Linked DNA regions of Homo sapiens: region 1 is linked to region 2. A link is an interaction called in ENCODE POLR2A ChIA-PET data of the cell type or tissue named here. Cell type or tissue: IMR-90. All regions are shown on one strand. Links, peaks and the distances in the headings refer to the core of each region. The heading gives the core; the rest is flanking DNA.

Region 1 (2,819 bases), core at 289-2,788, 88 kb before region 2:
TAGATTTAATCTAAAATACAGATGAGTATATAAAACTATACTGGTCTCTAGACCCTCTTACTTTTATTCATTTTTAAATCACTTTAAAGGACTGACTATAAGCTATAACTATAAAGTAATTAGCCCACATTTGGTTTGTTTTCCACCAACTCACCAGAATGTAGCACCAAAATGACTGTGTCCTTTAAAGGCTAACATTGCTCAAAAACATTTTTGGGATTCTTCTTTCAGAACTGCTCACATGGCTGATTTGCCTGTCACATAAAAAAAGAAAAGTGGCCGGGTGTGGTGGCTCATGCCTGTAATCCCAGCACTTTGGGAGGCTGAGGCTGGAGGATTGCTCGAGCTCAAGCGTTCAAGACCAGCCTGGGCAACATGGTGAAACCCCATCTCTAATAAAAATACAAAAATTAGCCAGACATAGTGGTGGATGCCTGTAGTCCCAACTGCTCGAGAGACCGAAGTGGGAGGATCGTTTGAACTTGATAGGCAGAGGTTGCAGTGAGCCAAGATTGCGCCAGCCTGGGCAACAGAGATCCTGTCTCAAAAATAAAAAGTGAAAGAAAGGCCAGGCATGGTGGCTCACTCCTGTAATCCCAGCACTTTGGGAGGCTGAGGCAGGCGGATCACCTGAGGTCAGGAGTTCGAGACCAGCCTGACCAACATGGAGAAAACCCATCTCTACTAAAAATACAAAATTAGCTGGGCGTGGTGGCACATGCCTGTAATCCCAGCTACCTGGGAGGTTGAGGCAGGAGAATCGCTTGAACCCAGGAGGTGGAGGTTGTGGTGAGCCAAGATCGTGCCATTGCACTCTAGCCTGGGCAACAAGAGCGAAACTCCATCTCAAAAAAAGGAAAAAAAAAGAAAAAGAAAAAGGAAAACTAATCTTATTATGTTTACCACAGGCTCTCCTGGTCTGCCATTCCTACGTTCCCTTATTCCGTCTACCCATATTACTATCAGTGAGAAAGAGGCAAATGAGGAGGAAAATACAAACTTTTTAAGGAAAGCAACTGTTAATTACCAGGTCTGTCCTATAGTCCACATTTTCTATGTTCATATCACATATATTCATTCATCAAAATAACTGAAGCACAAAATGATCTGCATCTTGATCTTCATCAAATAAAAGTCAAACTATGAGAAAGAGTTAAATCATGTTCAATTATTTTTATATAACATGGAAGGCTGACTCATTTTTTTCTCATTTTCTAAAACAGATTAAAAATACTTCTGGCTTTTGATTGCTTACTTCTTGGCTACTCAAAACTTGGTCCCTCAAGATGACTCACTATCCAAGTTCTCTGGATAGTAGAGGCTTTTCCGTAGCCTTAGAATTTGCTCAGCACCAACATTTGAGAAGAAAACACTGTGAAAGTTTAACATGAAAGACATATGGTAGAACAGAGATGCTTTAACAGAAGCAAACTGCAAAATTTATTTAAACAATTTCTTTGCACTTAAAATTTTGACTTGTAGTTCAAATTATTATCACATTCTTCAAAAATTAAGTTGTTCATTATTTTTTGGGATGGAATTTTTAAAAGTTAAAAATCACAAGAGTCAACATAAAAATTATAGGGGGAGAATTTTAACAAATAGAATTTTATGAGATCCTTGCTCCTATCATAAATGCAAGAACATCTGAAGACAAAATACTTTATAGATCTAAGAAACATATTCACCAACAGGCCAGGTGCAGTGGCTCCCGCCTGTAATCCCAGCACTTTGGGAGGCAGAGTCGGGTGGATCACTTGAAGTCAGGAGTTCAAGACCAGCCTGGCCAACGTGGCAAAACCCCATCTCTACTAAAAACACAAAAATTAGCCGGGTGTGTTGGAGGATGCCTGTAATCCCAGCTACTCAGGAGGCTGAGGCTGGAGAATCTAATCCAGGAGGCAGAGGTTGCAGCGAGCCAAGATCGTGCCACTGCACTCCAGCCTGGGTGACAGAGCAAGACTGTCTCAAAAAAAAGAAAAAAAAAAAAGAAATATATTCCCATACAGTCTCCTTTCTCTATATTCCCCGCTTTTGAAATCTCACCTACTTTCATGGCAAGGCAGATGACTTACAAATTATTCTCCCCTTCCCATATCGGGCAGGTTCCAATGTCACATTTCCATTTGTCAGTTGGGCAATCTTAAGCATACTGCCATCACTCCAAAAGCAACACGTCGGCCAGGCACGGTGGCTCACACCTATAATCCTAACACTTGGGGAGGCCGAGGCAGGCAGATCACCTGAGGTCAGGAGTTCAAGACCATCCTGGCCAACATGGTGAAACACAAAAATTATCTGAGCGTGGCGGCGCATGCCTGTAATCCCAGCTACTCGGGAGGCTGAGGCAGGAGAATTGCTTGTACCCTGGAGGTGGAGGTTGCAGTGAGCCAAGATGATGCCATTGCACTCCAGCCTGGGTGCCAAGAGCAAAACTCCTTCTCAAAAAAAAAAAAAAAAAAAGGCTGGGAATGGTAGCTCATGCCTGTAATCCCAGCACATTGGGAGGTTGAAGTGGGTGGATCACGAGGTCAGGAGTTCGAGACCAGCCTGGACAACATGGAGAAACCCTGTCTCTACTAAAAATACAAAAAATTAGCTTGGTGTGGTGGCACCCGCCTATAATCACAGCTACTCGGGAGGCTAAGGCAGGAGAATTGCTTGAACCCAGGAGGCGGAGGTTGCAGTGAGCCAAGATCACGCCATTACACTCCAGCCTGGGCAACAGAGCGAGACTCCATCTCAAAGAGAGAAAAGAAAAAAAAAAGCAACATGTCTGAAATACTCTTTTCTTTCACCTTCATCTCAAATCTTTCACT
Region 2 (2,819 bases), core at 108-2,607:
TTTTTATTACCAATTTGTGAAGCAGCAGCTATGAGAAAAGTGGTAAAAGTATATCAAGAATGGATCCAACAAGAGGAAAAACCTTTGTTCATGCAAGAGCCTGAAGAAATTGTGATCACTTCTTCAGACCTCCCTTGCATTGAAAATGTCACAGACCATGATATTTCAATGGAAGAAGGAGAAAAAAGAGAAGAGGTGAAGTTATAAGATTTATATATTTTAGTGTTAGTCTAATAGATTAAGAGTTTTGCAGAAACATAATAATGGGTTAACACAAATATACTTATTAAATGGGAAGATAAAGATATCTTTCAGTATATTTTGCAACAATTTAGGTAATATAAGTAGTCATCTCAGTACCGTATAGCAAAGCCCTGTGATACCACAACTTTTAAAAATTAGTATTGAGGTTGTATACTGATTCTTTAAGCCATTGTCTAGATAAAAATTAGGTACTGTTATAAAGGTATAATATTTCAAACTGTGGTACTACATCAAAATGGATTTTAAAATACATACTTTCAGGGGGTTGTTATTACCAAACCACAGTTCCTCCTTTCCTGGAAGGAGTAACTATTTAGGAGTGGCTACCCAGCATAAGCTACAGTGTTTGTGCCCCCTCCTTGGAATCTTTTGCACTAGAGCTGATTTCAGAATGTGAAACTTCTTGACTTGGTAAAATAAGTTATTCTGTGATAAGAAAGACTAGAGTTTACTCACAGCAGGGAAAAGATGAGAAAAGAGAGAGTAGTAGAGGTGGCATTTGGGTTCCTGGGGTTCCATTTATTCCTTTGATTGTTCAACCTTTGTCACAGGTCAGACTCTCCAACAGCAGATGCTAAGATGGAGTTAGGAGTGCAGAAAGTTTATTGAAAGTGATTTATCTGTTTTGTCTGATTTGCCTTTCACCATAAAGTTGTCTGCGATTGATACATATCTTGCTAAATCTAGATAGGAATGATTGAGTAATGCTTATTCACTTTAGTGGTTAATCTAACCTCATCAGTGGAATTTAGTCAGGATACTAATGTGTGGATGAATAGGCCAGTTCTGTAGGGATTTGATGAGCCTGAGCGTGTGTGTGTGTGTGTGTATACGTGTATATGTATATATACACACAAACATAGAGCACCCTCCCCCCTTCTAAGAAAGGGAAAAATGTAACTGAGAAATATAATTGAAGTAAATAAAATTAACCATATGAATTATGAAATAATATCTACAGTCCTAATTCTTACACACCAATGAAAAATATCAAATTTATTGATATTTTTATGCTGGAAAATAAACCTATGAGTTTAAAAAGAATTTGTTTTCTCTGACTTTTTTAGTCATGATGTGCCATATATAATGAGCCTACCCCACATCATTTACTATTCTTAAATAAGAATGATGGATAATATAAACTATCTACATACATAATTGAAAAACAAACAATGGAAGGAATGAAAGGAGAGAGGAAAGGGTAGATTGGTGATGTTAGGTATGTTGTGTAGGTTTGTTCTATTCGTTACTCAAGTAGTGTAACCAGCACTGGCTGCCATTAGAGATGTGGTTTTTCGAAGTGCCAGCGACTCTTGCAAATGGTGTGGACCAAACCCAAAAGGTATAATGTTCTGGTTTACATTTCTGATAAATTCAATATATAAGGGAGTCATTTAAATTTTTGGTGTTACAGTTATAAAGTGGAATTATGTTATAAATTCAGATAATTGTAAATGGGTTTTTAATTTTATTTATTATTATTATTATTTTGAAACAAGGTTTTCCTCTGTCGCCCTGGTTGGAATGCAGTGGCATGAGCTCAGCTCACTGTAACCTCCACCTCCCGGGTTCAAGCCATCATCCAGCCTCAGCCACCCAAGTAGCTGGGACTACAGGCACTCGCCACCATGCCTGGCTAATTTTTTTGTATTTTTAATAGAGACAGGGTTTCACCATGTTTCCCAGCTGGTCTTGAACTCCTGAGCTCAAGTGACCTGCCCACCTCAGCCTCCCAAAGTGCTGGGGATGACAGGCGGGAGCCACAGCCCCTGACCTAAGTGGGCTTTTAAAATTCTCATAGCATCTGTGAGACATTTGAAAGACATACAGAATACAAGACAGTTTCTTTTTTGTGTGTAGGACTGTCATGTGCTGTGTAGGATGCTTAGCATTCTCTGTCCTATTTCATTAAATTCCAGTGGTATCTTTTATTTATTGTGACAAGAAAACACTCACAAATTTCAAAATACCATACAAAGCTTTTGGTTGCCCACATTGAGAACAAGTGTTGGAGGTAGAAACATGAGCAGACATTATTTCTACCTTCACATAACTTCTGGTTTAGCTGGAAGACAAACATACAAAATAAGTATTATTATAAAACAGTGTTACTGCTATGATCCTAGAGCATGAAAGAGAGAACACCTAACTCTGCTTGGGGAAATCAGGGAATGCTTCATGGAAGAGATAGTATAAGATAAAAGAACAGGTAGACAAATGGGAAAGGTAACACACCGTGTGAATAGCACCTGCAAATGTATGAGAAACCTTGAAAATATTTTTATTTGGCTGCAGCGTAGAGTAGATGAGACAGAACAGCAGGAAATATGAGATAGACAGGACTAGATTCTGTTCAGTAACTTGTATGCCATGTTAGTAGGCTTTAATTACATTCTAGAAACTGGAAAGCCTTTGAATAAGAGAGTAGCATGAACAGTTACATACTTGAGAAGGTCATACCAGGCCCAGAATGGAGGATAGATTGTAGGTCAGTCTGTAGGCAAGGAGACCAGTTAGGAAGGATTAGCAAAGTTTGGAAGTGAGATGATAAGTAC

Evidence for each region. ChIA-PET counts read pairs that join two places held together with the same protein. Peaks named below come from ENCODE experiments on the same cell type or tissue, not always from the same donor. Only the 100,000 strongest peaks of a DNase experiment are listed, where the experiment ranks them.
Region 1: POLR2A ChIA-PET joins it to region 2 with 19 read pairs; 3 of 35 experiments call an interaction of 5 or more read pairs at or near these places.

The regions. Positions count from the first base shown.
Region 1 is chr14:35,828,116-35,830,934 of GRCh38, reverse strand. All of the region lies in intron 1 of BRMS1L (BRMS1 like transcriptional repressor), which reads right to left. Among named protein-coding and RNA genes, the nearest start is that of BRMS1L, 3.2 kb to the right of the region's middle. In IMR-90, for the core only: no CTCF peak of the experiment used is centred there; a DNase peak (open chromatin) is centred at 1,284.
Region 2 is chr14:35,739,744-35,742,562 of GRCh38, reverse strand. RALGAPA1 (Ral GTPase activating protein catalytic subunit alpha 1) reads left to right here. Exons shown (of 42, transcript NM_001346249.2): 11 at 1-195. Among named protein-coding and RNA genes, the nearest start is that of SNORA101B, 22 kb to the left of the region's middle. In IMR-90, for the core only: no CTCF peak of the experiment used is centred there; no DNase peak of the experiment used is centred there.